2 separate regions of the Mus musculus genome follow, and region 1 is linked to region 2. Evidence: chromatin loops called from intact Hi-C (ENCODE). Cell type or tissue: left cerebral cortex. All regions are shown on one strand. Links, peaks and the distances in the headings refer to the core of each region. The heading gives the core; the rest is flanking DNA.

Region 1 (8,332 bases), core at 20-8,019, 560 kb before region 2:
TACCACCTACTAAAGAGGAGAACCTAGAAATTCTTAAGTGTAGCTGTACATTTCAGAAGCCCCAAGAACTGGGCGAGACTATCTACCACAACTAATTTTATTGTTTTATAATAAAAGCTAACCAGCCATCAGAGTGTGAAAGCAGTAAAAGCCAATTGAGGGACCTGGAGCTAGAAACCATTACCGCAGCACAAGCCTAGGTTCAACTCCCACTGCATGCACACACACGTGCACATACGTGCACATACATACACACACATATACCCACAAACATGCACACCTCACATATACATATGCACACACATATACACACACAGACACACCACACACACCTATAGACATGCACACACACATATATACACACAAACACACTGTCTTAGTCAGGGTTTCTATTCCTATACAAACATCACGACCAAGAAGCAAGTTGAGGAGGAAAGGGTTTATTCGACTTACACTTCTACACTGCTATTCATCACCAAAGGAAATCAGGACAGGAACTCACACAGGGCAGGAAGCAGGAACTGATGCAGAGGCCAAGGAGGGATGTTCCTTACTGGCTTGCTTCCCCTGGCTTGCTCAACTTGCTTTCTTAGAGAACCCAAGACTACCAGCCCAAGGATGGTACCACGCATAAGGGGCCCTCCCACCTTGATCACTAAATGGGAAAATGCCTTACAGCTGGATCTCATGGACGCATTTCCTCAAGGAAGTCTCCTTTCTCTCTGATAACTCCAGTTTGTGTCAAGTTGACACACAAAACCAGCCAGTGCACACACACACATATGCACATATATACATACATGCACACACGCATACACTGAGACTCACCATACACACACACATACACACACACAAGCACACACACATACACACACACACATACATACACACACACAGACTGCCTTGGAGGAACTCTATTTTTTTAATTTATGAGTAATAAAATAGAAAATCAATAATAAGCTCACTGCAACAACTACTTTGCACTGCCATGAATTTCTGATTATTTTAACAAATATCTTTCTAACCTTGGTGGAAATGCAAAACAAAATCACCACCATATAAACACACATGTAATTGGCTGAAGAAGAAGGAAGGGGAAGAGGAAAGGAGGGAGGGAGGGGAGAGGAAGGGAGGGAGGGGAGAGGAAGGGAGGGAGGAAGAAAGGGAAAAAAGGGCTATCTAAGGACATTTGGCAAACATATCCAGGTTGCTGGCTATAATGGATTGAAATGGCAAACTGAACAGAGACCCAGTCCTTACATATTTGCAACTCACTAAATCATCACCAAACTGGCGCACATGCATGGAGGCTAATTTTGAACAGAACAGCAAAGCGAGCACGTGATGGAACCCCACAGCTGTGGCAATGTGTCTTCAATTTCTAGCACACAGAAATATACACATACCAGGAGACCCTTCTCTGTACAAAAAAAAACAAAAAACAAAAAAAAAACAAAAAAACAAAAAAACAAAAAAAAACCTTAGCATGATTCTAAATTATTTTTTTCCAACAAGAAAGAGCATCTTTGGGGAAAGCTTACCTAAAATGAACTCTCCTTTGCAAAGCTTTAAATTGGTGTTCCAAATGTGGCAGAGCACCTCAAGAGTGGAAACCTGAGCCGGCAGGGATAGCATCTTGGGCCACGCAAGGAGACACTGGCCAGGCTCCAGGAGACAGATACTTGATAAGCTCCGAATGGCTCTGCTCAATCTGTGTGGTTTTTTACAAATGAAAAGGCCACCTTTCTGATCACTGGGTCACACCAAATGCTCTTGTCTGACTCGACTGGGGAATGAACACAACACCATAACTGAGAGAAGAACAGAGGCAAGGATCACTCAAATACCAACAGAGGCCAGTGTCTGTTCGACTTCTCAGCATAAGGCCCTAGAGGCCACAGCAAGACATGACTGTGGACGGTATCTGTGAGGGCTATCTGTGTAAGACACTCATACGCCCCAAATGTGACTGTCCTGATTCAGGGAGACATCTGAGCACCTTAAGACAGATAAGCTTTTATTAACTGGACCCAGATTAAGTGAGCCACATATTGGGCACTTCAAATTACTTAGATAAGCTTTCTGATCATTATTTGGTCAACATCCCAGCCTCGTGACATGGATTGACTTCTCCGTGACCATGATCCCAATCCAGGCTATCAAGGAGTTGATCCTACCTAGCAAAGTTCTATGTGGTTTTGCGATTTGCATTCCAAAAGGGCAGAAGAATAGAGATGAGCCTTTTGGCAATGGGTAGGCTAGCCCTTATCAGAAAGGCTTGGGACCTGGATTTTTTTTTTTTTTAATTCATGAACAGGAAGGACCCAAGTCTAAACACAAGAATCACTTGCTCATATATACTTCAGAACAGACTGAAGGTCATATGCAACATTTTGAAGAATTTTGTGCATGAAATAAGAGTTATAGCATGAAACTTTCTACTTGAAATATTTTATTGGCTTTCAAAAATCTTCTCCCCAGTTTTGGAGCGTTTTATAAACAGATCTTCAGTTTAGGGATGCCAAGCTTGTGCCTACAGTTCTAATTAGAATCAGAAGAGAAAGAACAGACTAAGGGAAAGTTTGGGATCTTCTATTTTTATATATAACTTAACTACCCTTCTAAAATATTTTAGATTATGATCCCTAACTCAAACAAGCATCTTCGTCCATGTGTAGAATAAACAGATCCCTGCTAAAGAAGAAATAGCACGTATCTTCTCTGAGAATAAGTAGTCATGCAAAGAGGAATCCTGTGTGCTAGGTTCAAGTCCTGAAACACAAAGACCCACACAGCAGAGATATCTGTGTTTACATCACTTCAGAGGTTTTTAAGCTAACTCATATTCAGTATGGCTGACTCTTTGAACTGGCCCAGCGACGTCTTTCAAAGCGCTCCTTCCTACCACGTGACACACTAGAAGCTCACACAGAGCTGAGTAAAGCTGAAGCACTGAGCCTAGTCACTAGTTACAGTTCCTAGCCCCAGACTCATCCATTCAGTAATTAGCATCCAACACCCACGGTGCCATGGCAACTACTCTCCATGAGAGGGCTACAGCAGTGAACAAAACAGATTTAAGCATCATCCACGGGGCTCACAATAATGAGCACCACCATATGACATGTGGGCTTTTGTCTTGATGAGTAGGATGTCACTGACAATACCAACTGTTCAATGGAAACTTCGGTGTGTGTGTACATCTAAAAAAAACCTAAATGCATCCAGTCAGTCAACTGTAAAACCCAACGGCCAACATTTAACGTGTGCTCAAAGCCGTATCAGGCACTGATAACTCAAGATAACGCTGGGATGCAGATCCTTTATCTGCTCAGAAAAGTCAGACATTTAAGAATGAACAAAACAGGTTTCCTCCGAATAGAGAACAAACATTCTCCATCCAATCTTCAAACCAAGGAATCATGGACAGAACTTTCCCTAAGGCTGTACAGTGAAATCAGTGCTCAAAAACTAAAAGTCCCTCCATCCTTTATTAACTACCTTTATACCAACAGACATGGGACTTAGAGATACTAGGAAAAGAGCAATTATTTTACTTTCAACATTATTTCAATGGAATATTTAAGACAGCGACAGTGTGGTTGTTATCTCCTTAAGAATATCTCACAAAACACTCTTCCCTCTCTATTTTCTTCAGAAGGGCTAGATTGTTAGTTTATTCTCATAGCTTCAAGCCACAGCTTGGGAACTTTCTGCAAAGCTCACAGCATTTTCCAGGATTTGTGATCTTGTGCGGTGGGCAGGTGCTTAACTACCCTTTAAGAACTGAGAATCTGAACCGGCCCTGGAAGAGTTAACCTGAAGAGAATCCTGAAGAAGGGCAGCCAAATGTGCCTACAGAAGAAACCAAGCCTAGACAGGTGTGCAGCCCAGGCCTCAGTCTCAGCATGGCTGGCTAGCACAGGAGACCAGGTCCAGGGCGGCTTGGCTACATGGGTAGGTAGTGAATTCCAGGCCAACCTGGACCACACAAAAGAGCATGTCTGGAAAAGGAAAAAACAAAAACAAAAAACAAAAAAACAAAACAAACAAACAAACAAACAAACAAACCGTCAAGTGAGGGGAGATGGAGACAGACCATGACAAAGTCTTTTGGAGACACCTCCCTGCAGTGGCTCATTCCTCAGCAGGATAGCTACCTGGTCACCAACACTGATCTGATGCAGAAGAAAAAGGAAAGTCCAAAAGAGGCCTGTACACCAAATACCCTCAGGTGGCTCAGGGCCAGAGCCCCTCACATGTCCTGACAGAAAAGTTTTAAGCACTTTTCTTTTCAAAACCATCATGCGCAAGAACTAGAAACCAACCATCTGAAACACCCGCTCTCTGGTGAGCAGCCCCTCGTGTCCAGATCACAGGAAAAGAAAGCGCAAGCTTTCGCCTGGTGTTTGGTGATGGGCACGATACAGCTGCCTTTGCAAAGCGCACTAGTCTCTATGAAAGCGCTCGGTGAAACCTACTCTTGGAAATCGTGGTCTGCCCAGGGGAGAAATGATTGATACCCACACAAAAAGATGCTGCATTAGAGCCACTGAAACTTCTAAAACGCTGGGAGCTCACGCGATTCTAGTGTTTGCACATAGCAGCTAAAACGTAATTCTCACCTCTACTGTCACTGACCAAAAAAAAAAAGTCCTTTAATTAGAAGTCAGTAAGTTTTCAAGAGGAAAGACTAGGTAGAAATTCTACAAAACCACATTAGGGCAAAAGGTAAAACTTTAGACCAACAGGAAAACAGAGAATAAGGGCATCGGACTACAGCAGGGGCTCTCAACCTGTGGGTGGTGACCCCCTCTGGGGTGGGAGTCAAACGACCCCTTAGCAGGGATTGTCTAAGACCACTGGAAAACAGATATCGACATTGTGACTCGTAACAGTAGCAAAATTACAGCTACAAAGTAGCAACAAGATGGTTGGGGGTCACCACATGAGGAACTGTATCAAAGACTCCCGCAGAACTAGGAAGGCTGAGAACCCCTGGCCTAGAGGGTCGCAGCATCTTAGAGAGCAGAGATCGACTGGGTGACAGGTTTGGATTTCAGCACTGTTTAATAAGCCCACAACAAGGGAAACGAGTAAGACTCTAGAAGGGTCTGGAGCTGCTGCTGCAAGGTCCACGGTGGGAAGGAAGTTGTGTGGAGAAACAGGTAGGAAAGCACTCAAGTCCTCAGGTACCGCTCAGACTTTAACAAAGACCAATCTAATTATCTGAATAAATTCCAACAGACTCATTAGACACCAAACACAGACAAGGACACCTTACAGAAGAGAAAGGGAGAGGCCGCTACGGGAACTCCCGATCACGTGGCAACAACCTGGACGATGAATTCTTAAAATGCCAGGAGAAATATAAAGAGGAACTCAAGGATAGGATAAAGCAAAAGGAAAACACAGAAATCTTGACCATCGGTTGAGGGAAACTGAACACATGGCCACCAGGAGGACCCAGAAAGAACAGAGAAAACGGGCTGCGGGTAAAGAGCTTATACAGAAATAAGGCAACAGGTGCTTGCGCAGGCAAAGTTTCCAGATCGGAAGTAACTCTGCATGAGCACCACAAAGGAATTAAAGGATAAATTCATAATGCCCCCAATACAGGACAATACTCTAAAACGCCCACCCATGTTATTTTAAGCAGTAGACATGTAAAGAACGCCTAAGAAGAACAGCGTTACAGCTACTGCAGCATCTGGCCTGAAGGTGACACCTTCTACGTCCTCTGGGGAACATTGACCTAAGAACTCAGCGTGTCCCCAACCACTGGGACAAAGATACACAGACAATGGCACCCTCAAAGTTCAGCCCCTCACACTCCCTCGCCTATTCTCATCCCAAGCAGCAAGTAAAGGTGGCAGGCCAATAAAGGAGGAGAGGCTGGAAGAGAGGGCGGGCATCTGAGGAGCCACCGAGAAGAAGCCAGGAGGATGTGAGCGTGGGACAGAGGAGACCCTGCCATGGCCGCTGTGGAAGGCAACAGACATCTGGAACTAAAAAGAATGGAAGAGAGTGCATGGCCAGGAACAGGACAGGACACCAGGCCCCTTACACTCAGAGAGGACCCAGAGAGTCTGGAGTAAACTGATGAACAGAACTGAGAAAATCACCTTTGTGTAGCAAAGTAAAAACTAAGTGAGATGCAAAATATGATAAGATATTGCAATGCCTGCATATAAGCACTATCACAAAAACATCTATGCATGCTATAATTCATAAAAAGCCAAGTTAGAAAGCTGTGCTGAGAAAATATATAAGGAGATGAGGAGGAACCAGAAATTAAACCTCACAACCCAAGGTCGCAAGCCTGTGTGTGTGTGTGTGTGTGTGTGTGTGTGTGTGTGTATGAGAGAGAGAGAGAGAGAGAGAGAGAGAGAGAGAGAGAGAGAGAGAGAAGGGAGAAACAACAATTTAAAAAGAGGTCATGAATTTGAGGAGTAGGGGGAAACAGAAAAAAGTTGGGGGGAAAAGAGAATAACATACACTATTCATGTCTAAAATTCTCAAAAGATTAAGAAACTTTAAAATGGTAATGTAACTCCACAGCCATCTAACAAATGAAAAATTAAAAGACATAAACAGAAAAACAGTGTCTGTTACGTAATTCATCCGAAAAATAAGCAGGAAAGTATGAGACGACTAATATTTTTCAAGCTGAAAAGATCATTTTATGAATGGCCATCCAATAAACAGCCTCTCCTTAGCAGAACGCAGGGTCAGGAACCGGGGGTCTGATGCTTGCCAGGCAACACACTACCAAGGAGCTCAATGTTTTCAACTCCACCCCGGCCTAGGTCTTCAGCTCAAATCAGTAAGTTACAAGGAATTACAAATCTTTGAAACGAAAGCATTTAGTCTTACAGCAAAAGTTTGCAGACGAATAAACAAATTTAGTCAGCCACTGGTTTTGCTTCTAAAAAATTAGTTTTCTACCTAAAATATTTTCTATAAAACTCAAATAAACCAAAGCACAAATAAAATGGTCTGATTTCACTGCATGTCCACATGACTTCTCATTTGCCAATAAAAAGCAAAATTAGATGATCAGACATCTGATCAAAAATATTAATCAGATTTACATTACATTTACTAAAAGCTTCCTTTCTGTGTCAAAAATCAACCCTGCAATTTAACTCTGTGCCAGTCACCTGACCCAGAGACTGCTACACCATGGCCACGGTGGGCTAAATCCAGCCACCTTCTGTCTCTTTGATATCTATCAGTTAAGAGCAGTTTTTATATTTAAGGGGAGGGGAGTGTTTCATTACAGAAAAAAAAAAATCTCTTGAAATTCGAATCTGTGCCAATGAACGAGGTGCCATTGGAACAAACTGTGTCTACTTAATCTGACATCTATGGTTGCTTCTGGGTGACAAGCGGGTCGTGCAGTCACAACAGTGTGTAGCCTGGAAATCTCAAGGTGTCACCCTTAGCAGAAGCAGGTTCATTGACATCTGAGCTAAAGAGCTGTCATCCTTGAATCTCATTTGACTTCTGTTTCAAACCATACTCATACAACAAAATGTCCACATAGTAAGGCCATAAGTCTACTTGAGAAAGAAGGTGAGAGACGGGGACTTGGTTGTTTGTTGAGCAGGATAGGAACTGATGGTAGATTCTCTGGACATCAGGGTACCATCCACAGCATGGGCACTAATGGCCAGTGTTCACCCAGCATATCCCTGTTCCTATGACCGTCTTCCACTTGCTATCAATACATCAATAGTTAACAAAACAGATGCCTTAAAGTCCACCTTCCCCAAATACTTAAGCTAGACTTCTGTGGCTATTAACTTATGGCCGTGCCAATACAACAGGCAGTACAGAATCTATACTGCTAAGGATAGGCTTCCTGATGTCAGGGAGACCCCAACACCGACCCCATCACCCAAGTACCCTCTTGCTTAGCAAACCTCTCGATCACTCAACTTTACCCTTCTCACCTCTACAGGTGAATGAAAAACCTGCCTCTGATCAACATGAAGTACTGACTATTGTAGGATTAAGAGGCAAAGAAACTCTACCTAGCTTGTCCTCCTCTCAAGTGTCTCGGAACCATCCATTATCCCTGAAGAGCCTGAGAAGCAGAGTCTAACCTTCAGTGTGCCTGAGCAGTGCTCCTGACTCACCAAGGCAGATGCCCTCTGCCCATCCTCACACAAACACCTTCTTTCCCCTGGAGGGGGCGGGCCCTGTGCTTTCAAAAGTTCAAACAGGACTTGAGATGCAGTGGTACATGGGCAGAAAGGGTGTTCCTGGAAAGTGAGCGGACACTGAGAGGTTAGAGAACAAGGTGAAAGGTCAAACTTTTACAGCC
Region 2 (8,332 bases), core at 190-8,189:
ATAATAATAATATTATTATTATTATTATTATTATTTCACTTCTAGAAGAAGTCTCAATGAAGAGGAATTATGGGATAAAAGTCAAGGGCCAGGAGTGATGACTCAGTGGGACTCGTACCTGCTTGAGCAAGTGTGGGTACCTGACTTCAGATTCCCAGAGACTCCATAAAAGCCAGACATGTTAACATAGACCTGCAGTCCCGGTGTTCCTAGGATGATCTGGGAGGCAGAGGCAAGAGAATGCTGGGAAGCATATCTTGCCTGGTATACACAACCGGGAACCATAAGGGACCCTGCCTCAAGCAACATAGTCAGATGGCAAGATGCTGTCAAACAAGTGCTGGCCTTCCCCAGCCAGCTTCCACAAGTGCTCCAAGGTATACACACACTGTGATCACACACGAAAACGCACGCACATCATACAAAGAGAAACAGAGCCATGGAGATAGCTCAGCGAGTAAAAACACTTGCTGTCAAGCCTGACAGCCTGCTCTACGTAAGGACAGGCATAGAACAAGACGAGAAACAATTCCTGCAAGTTGCCCTTTGGCTTCCACGAGTACACAGTTCAAGGCACACATGTAGTCCAAGGGTTGACCCTGAGTCAGAAAGCCAGTAATAAATATACATAAAACCTGAAATAAAAGCCAAGTTTGAATATCAGTGTCCGTCCAATCAGTAACCATGGATTCAGAGAGTCACTTCTAGGACCAGTTTCTCAGTTACAGGTTCTGTAACAACATGCCCTACATTTTCTCTAAATAAGCGAATTCAGGTAGGGTCCTGAAGAAACTGGGAAGTTTTTAAAAGCAGAAGTGAGAGAGGTTGTGCTGGAGAGAGTTTAAGAATGAAGGCATTAGTATTCCTCAGAAGTGTATGTAAACTGTCTGGCTTTGTTGACTTCTTTAATAAATATTTGAGCACCTGCTCCATCCAGGTCAGCACTTGACAACAAGCTCTGATGAGGGCAAGGCTGTGTCCTCAGTTGCTTAGTAACCCTGACTTCCTCTCAGGCGCTTGAATGGATCCTGTGAGTTAATGGGTGCGTGGAACCGTGCTAAGTTCTGGGAAACAAGGCATACACAGAACACAAACATGAAAATTGCAGGTGTAGTTTAAGGAGTTAAATCATTTACTGATGGCTTACGGTAGCTAACCTTTGTGCTAAGGCTAGGAGGGCGCACAAGGATGCCCTTCCCAACTTTGCGGCTCTTCATCTTTGTAATGTATTGCTTGCAAATGGGAGGATATGGACTTTGAAATGAGGTTAGGGTGGGTTAACTAGTGTGGTCAACGTCAACAGAAGGGTCCCAGTTGGGGAAAGAAGAAGCAACCAGGTTCTGATAGGGAATACAAGTGTGTGTGTGTGTGGGGGGGGGGGTGAGGGTAAGAAGAAAGGAAGGGTGGGAGGGAGAGAAGAAGGGTGGGATAGAGGGAGGGAGAAGGCACACACAGGACTCAGTGATGATCCACTGTTGGCCTTAAACATGTAAGAACAAGTCAAGCATGAAGAACCTAGACGCCCTGGAAAAGCAGCTGAACAGGTTCCCCTCTTCACATCCCAAAGGCCGTGGCCAGCTGACACCTTGATTTTAGCCCGTTTTGGATATTTTATGTCCAGAATTGCACAAATACTTTTTTCCCTTTTTTACTATTTTAAGCCACTAAGCCTCTGGTTATTTTACAATGGGCTTCATTCACATCCTTGACATGTTTTGGGCTTCCCTAAGCCTGTGAACTAGTTAGTAACCCTTTACCAACTGAGTCTCACAGAGAAAAACAGAAAATAGCCCAGTGATTGATTTTTTTTTTTTTGTATTGCTTACATGTAGAAATACTACTTTGGATGTATTGGATTACGTAAATAAAATGGATGTTGTCCCCTTTATGTGGGTCTGTGCATGTGAGAGAGAGCAGATGCGCTCCAATCCCCTGGAGCTGGAATGACAGGCAGTTGTGAGTGGCCCATTGAGGGGGGGTGAAAACTGGTGTGTCCTCCTGACCAATGAGCCAACTCTCCAGCCACCCTTTAACTTTGTGTGTGTGTCCCTTGTGCTCTCCAGATGAGGTCAGAGGGAGTCAGTTCTCCACATTCACCTTGGTTTCCAGAGATAAAACTCAGGTCAAGAGATTGAACAGCAAGTAGCTTTGCCAGCTGAGCCTTGTCACCAACTGACCTTTAACTTTTAATGTGGAGCTACAAACCTAAATTGCACGAGTACCTTGCATAGATTCCTAATGAACAGTGCTCACCTCGACTCTTATTCTCAGTAGTTGTTCTCATTTATTTGACATTTTAAAATCATTAATACAGAAGATTACACCTCCTAAGGTATAATGTGTGATATTCTGATTAGTGTATTCAGTTTAAATGTTTAATATTTTGTGTGTATCAGTGTTTGCCTGCACGTATGTCTGTGCTCCACTTTCAAGGACCAATCAGATCTCCGGGGACTGGAGTTATGAATGGCTGTGAACCACGTGGGAGCTGGAATTCTCTACAAAATCACCAAGCGCTCTTAACTGCAGAGCAGTGCTCCAGCCCCTTCAGTTCATATACACAACGTCTAATGTTTAAATCGGGTTAGTCATTCTAACTCCTCAGACATATTTTTTTCTGGTTAAAAAGATTAAAACTCCTTTCTTCTAGTTTGTTTAAATGTACATTATATGGTGACGGTCTTAAGTGTGTGACAGAACCTGTTCTCATGACTTCATCTTTTAAAAAATATAATAATTTACTCTGGGCTAGAGAGACAGCTTAGCAGTTAAGAGTGCTTGCTGTTCTTCCAGCTGATCTGAGTTCAGTTCCCAGCGCTCAGGATGAGTGGCTCACATCTGCCTGTAAATAACTCCAGCTCCAAGGAATCCAACATCCACTCCAGACACCACGGGCACTGCACTCAAATGCGCGCGCCGCGCGCACACGCGCACACTCACACCTACAACAAAACGAAAAGCTTATAAAATTAATAGTAAATTAAAAACAAGTACATAAAAGCATTTTAAAGTTCAGCATGTTTTTGTTCCGTGTGGTGGCACATTTCTTCAATCTCAGCATTGAGCAGGCTGAGGTTGGTGGATCTCAGAGTTCCAAGCCAGCCTGATCTACAAAATGAAAATCAGTATAAAGAAAACTGAGGAGGGTAGGAAACGAAAGAGAGAGAAGAGATCTTTACTTTGGAGAAATAACACAGAAAAAGCAGAAGGCATGGTATACAGCTAACCTTAAGATTTTCTGGGGACTTTTCTTATTTTAGGAAAAACTCAGTATCTCCAAGTCCAAACTTAAAAAAAAAAAAGTCAAATATTTGATAGCATTTAAAAGACTCCTTGACTTACAAAACGCTCCACCACCCGGGAGCGAGGAGTGGGGGTTGTCTTTTTTTAATTAGCCATCTGCTTCTTCACACTTTACGTGTTTCTGAAAAGAAATCTCAGACTTGGGGGTTCTGTTTCATAAGTAAATGTGATTTTGAAAAAGTTATGACTCATTAAAAAAAAGCCTTGGAAAAATGGAAATGCAAATATTGTCTTAAGAAACCCGTAGTGATCGCAACGTCCACCACGTTGATTTATTTATTCTTTTTCTAGGTACAGACAGCAACCTCAGAGGCTCCCTTGGCCGCGCCCTCCTCGCGGAGGTGGGTCGCTGTCAGGTGATGTTTACGTCCGGTAGGGGTGCGTCCCGCCCTGCAGACACTCCCTCCGCCTTTGGCGTCGGCTCCCCCGCCCTAAACTTTCCGGTTTTAACCCTGGGAAAGGCCAGCCACGTCTGGCGAACACCAACCCGCCCACATTCCGCCCCTAAACAAACTTGGCCAGGGACAGCCCGGGAGGCTGGAGCCGCCTCGGTGCGCGCGCCCGGCCAGCCCCTTCGGCCGCGCGCCCGCCCCCTCGGGCGGGGACGCGCAGGGGCAAGCGCGCGGCCGCGAACTGCGGGCGCCATTTTGGATTCCCTAACTGGGCCGAAGCTTCGGGCTCGCTGCTGTCGATCGCTGCTCGCCTAGGGCGTCTCGGGCGGGCGACGAGGAGGTGCCGGGGCGAAGGACACAGACCGCGCGGGACAGAGAAGGGACGCGACGCTCTCCTCCCCACACACCGGGGCAGCCGGAGCCGCAAAGGTGGAGCCGCGTCGGCGCCCGCCGCGGGACCAGCGTCTCGGATGCGGGCGGAGCGCGGGGGGCCGCGACGGCGGGAGCTCGGAGACGGGGCCCCGGGAGGCCTCATGTGAGAGGCGCGGGAGCCGCCGCCGCCGCTGCCGCCGTCGTCCGCGCGGCCCGGGGTGCTGTGTGGGGGAAGCCGCCCCCGGCAGCAGGTACGGCGGAGGTTCGGGGCCGCAGCCCGGAGTCGGGCGGGGAGGTCGGCGGCGGCGGCCGGGGGCGCGCGCGGGGCGCGACGGGAACAACGCCCCGCCCCGCCGCGCCCGGGCCTCGGTGTCTGTCAACAAGGCGTGGCCGGCGCGGCGCGCGCTCGGTGGCCGCGCGTGGCGGGGCAGCGAGGAGGACGGGCTCCTCCGGGCTCGCCCTGGGCGGCGCGGGTGCAGGCGGCTGGAAAGCCCGGGGGCCTGGGCGGTCAGTGTGTGCGGAAGCCGGGCCGGGGAGGCGCACGGTGGAAAACTTGGTGAACTTAGGGGCAGCCGCCCGGGTCGCGTGCTGCAGACCACCACCCGGAAGCCGCCCGGGCAGGGCATCGCCGAGCCGCGTGCGAGGTGAGAGCGGGCGGCGGTTTTGTTGGTAATGGTGCCTATCCCACTTGCCCAGATGTTTGTATCTTTTGCTTACACCAAAAGGCGAATTTAAAAAAAAAATGTCCCTGTAGATGTTAAAATGTCTGTAACCCGCCCCGTGTTACCTGTGTGCCGGCTCCCGGTTGTGTCTTGTCTGTGTGTCCAGTCCCAGTTCATCTATATCCACTGTGCTCTCACCATTCTGAGAGTTAATCTTTTTCGTATTGTTCCATTCTTGTATTTCAGCCAAAGAATGTGTGTTAGGTTTCCTTCTATGAAAAACAAAACAAAAGGGCATATGCAAATGTAATGCCAGAACGGGACTTTTAAACCTAAAGTACAAATTTTTTAAAAAATATTTTTTGCATGTCCAGAATATGTAAATGTTTAAAGACAGTAAGGGAAGTTTGGCTCTTGGTTTCAGTTTAAGGAAATGTTTGATTAGCTCACTAATTCTTGGTGATGCTCAAGTTACTGGGTGTCCCTCATTAGTTGCATCTTGGACACTTGATGTAAACACTAGCTAAAGTTGTTGCCACCATACTTTCTCTGGGTTCTTGAAACACTGCAATAAATCAAAACTGCTGGAGCCCAGTTTTCTGTGCTTAGGAAATCGCATTGATATTTAGTGTCCTGTTTTATACACCACACTCTTCCTGTTCAGCTATAAAGGGCACTTTGACTTCCACTAGAAGCAGTATAAAACCCATTACTCTAAACTAGTTGTGTACTAGTGAATGCACCGAATTGTTCTTTATGCAGCAGAGCTTCATGTGCAGATAGTTAAAATAAAAGCATTGGAAATTTCGAATTAAAAAGGCCAACAAGGAAAAGCAATATTTAAAATGTTATTAGCTATTTATTCACTAGTTAATTTTACACCTAATAGTACATAGCACATTTTAACCTTTGGTCCATTAGTTTTCCATTAAGAGTGACATTAATTTCATAATGCTTATGATAGTCCATAGACTTTCTTAGCTATTCATAAAGTAATAAGTACTAATATATACTTTGATGATCCATGTGTTCAGTTTATATTTAGATCAAGTGTAACCGTGTACTTGATCTTCCTTAGCGTTGGTGACTTTACATTGCCTTCCCAACTTAAAGGGGGATTGAAATACCCTTTATTTAGATGGGACTGTGTTGGAAGGCAGAAGCAGTGGATCTCTGATTCCCAGGCTGGCCAGGCTCACATAGAGAGCCTGTCTCACATAAAAATTGTATAAACTTAGGGTCAGCAGAGTGTCCTTAGAGTGTTGTCAGAAAGGCTGCTGTCCTCGTTTTGGTTTTGAATCTGTACACTTGACTGTAAAATGAAGTGTTTAATCTTTATGGTCTGGCTTTAGAAGATTTCGCCAGATACAGCAGAGCATCCTGGCAGGAGGTCTGGAAGTAGGAAGACTTTGTCATTCTTTTTTGAATCTCTATCTCAGAATTCTGAGTAGTTTCTGCCAGTAAGAAAGTTTGAGTCCTAAGTAGCAGACTCTTCGTTCTTTGACCCAAATTGAAATGCTAAAATTAAAGTTAAGCCTTCAGGATAAGTTAAAGTTGGAAAATGGGTCATAATGACACGCTTACCCATAGAAGGACTTTTTATTTTAATTTAATGTCAGTGTTGATCATTCTAACTTTGAACACACATAAAAATCTATTCATAGATTCATAAGTTTGAATGTTCCATAAAGCCATCTTGTCATCTGTTATTTTGTTTTCTGAATTCTGCTTTTCCTGGAGACTATGCCCTTTTGTGTGTGTGCATACAGTCAGATGCAGGAACAACAAAGGAGACAGTTCCTTTTTCAAGGCCTCCTGGACTGACGATGTAGGGTTGTGCTCTCTGCCATCCTGTTTGTTTTCTCCAGCCCTCAGCCCTTCTCTGCCAGCCTCTGGATGAGAAAGTCTGTACAGACGCATATCCTTCATACCACGGAGGAACCCGATTCTTGCGACATGATTTGTCACAAGTTGGTTGGAGTCAAGCCATCCTTTTGAGTCTTGTTTGGACCAGCGCCTTACTAGAATTGCTCTCTAAAAATCATGGTAGATCCTAGACTAAATACTAGTACCAAGGAATGGTCCAGGTTAGACTAGAGTGCAGTGTAAATAAAGTAACAAATGAAGATGTGTCCTTTGGAACTCTGATTACATGAAATAGCTGTATACAATGTAGAAAGAAAAAGAGCATATTGGGGAACATAGCTGGAGCTTGTGCCGCCCCACTGCGCATTTTCAGCTGTTACCCTAAGCTAGTGATGCTCTTGCCAGGGCATTTCTCTACACCACTGCTCCCTCCCCTTTTTTGAAAGAAAAATTAAATTGCTCTTCCCATTCTGGGGACAGTCACTTCTTTGTGATGGCTTCCATACTGGGCTGAGATGTCAAGAACCCTGTATCAAAAGATCACCATTTTGCAAACTGAAGCATCTGACAGTCTTGTACTGACAGTCTTGTAATTTCCCAAAGCCATGGAGCTATTTTGAAGTGTAGCTAGTATTCAAACCTCGAGAGAGCTTGGTCTTCGAGCTGATGGTACCGTTTGTCGTGAACATCTCATGGCATGAAGGGGGTAAGAATACATAGAAAAACCATGGCGGAAACATACAGAAAATGGACAGGAAAAACAGTGACAGTTATGTGTTGGGAGAAGAAACCATATCCTAGCTGAGACAAAGCTTAGCTTAGTCAGGCAGACTGCTGTAACTACTCATCTACTTCATGCAGCTGCAGGTCGAGCTTGGGCGGGAGTACTTAAGGCAGGGGCTTTACCATTGGGCTGTACTCTCAGTCCAGATTTACGTCCACCAAGCAGAGGTGGGGTATGTGTAGCAGGCTGTTCACAGGCTGTTCAGTGCAGCTCTGTTGACCACTTAAGAGTTTAGAGGTTCATGCGGACCTTGGTGTACCTTAAATTTGACAGAAAATTGGATTTTATCACTGTAGTTCTCCTTTAGAGTTGACTACAAGTTTTGAGTTATAAATTCATGGTTTACCTAAGTTATAAGTAGTTTTAAATGTAGCTGTTTAAAATCACTTCAGGAGTTTCATCTCCACCGGCAGGTTTCATTGCATTTTTATATTCTCCTTGAATTGTTGGGCCAGGTTTTCATGCGTATTTCTGTCCAAATCCAAACACATTTCAGTAACAGAAGATGAATTTGATCAAAAGTTAAGTAGGATGGGAAATGATGGATTGTCTTGAATAGGATGAAACGAGGAGGAAGAGATAGTGACCAGGACTCTGCTGAGGAAGGCACTGCCGAGAAGCCCAAGAGACCGAGGACGACACAGGAGCGCTCGCAGCCTTGTGACTGGGGTAACCTCCTGCAGGACATCGTCCTCCATGTTTTTAAGTATTTGCCTCTTCTTGACCGGGCTCATGCTTCCCAAGTGTGCCGGAATTGGAATCAGGTATTTCACATGCCTGACTTGTGGCGATGTTTTGAATTTGAACTGAATCAGCCAGCGACATCTTACTTGAAAGCCACACACCCAGAGCTGATCAAACAGATTATCAAAAGGCACTCAAACCACCTACAGTATGTCAGCTTCAAGGTAACCCCTTCCATCCTTCTGTTAACGAGTAAAGCGCCTCACTGC

What was found. Hi-C counts contacts between places; a loop is a spot of excess contacts. Peaks named below come from ENCODE experiments on the same cell type or tissue, not always from the same donor. Only the 100,000 strongest peaks of a DNase experiment are listed, where the experiment ranks them.
Region 1: a loop joins it to region 2, with 2.5 times the contacts of the local background. A loop is called at or near these places in 3 of 42 quality-filtered maps.

The regions. Positions count from the first base shown.
Region 1 is chr14:103,657,922-103,666,253 of GRCm38, reverse strand. The region is part of intron 2 of Slain1 (SLAIN motif family, member 1); the gene reads right to left. Among named protein-coding and RNA genes, the nearest start is that of Slain1, 12 kb to the right of the region's middle. In left cerebral cortex, for the core only: CTCF peaks have their summits at 1,856 and 3,056; DNase peaks (open chromatin) are centred at 1,299, 1,745 and 3,084.
Region 2 is chr14:103,095,148-103,103,479 of GRCm38, reverse strand. Fbxl3 (F-box and leucine-rich repeat protein 3) reads left to right here and starts at 3,948. Exons shown (of 5, transcript NM_015822.3): 1 at 3,948-4,318; 2 at 7,939-8,287. The coding sequence starts at 7,940. In left cerebral cortex, for the core only: a CTCF peak has its summit at 3,648; DNase peaks (open chromatin) are centred at 3,417, 3,773, 4,470, 6,643 and 1 more place; H3K4me3 peaks cover 3,574 bases; H3K27ac peaks cover 1,927 bases.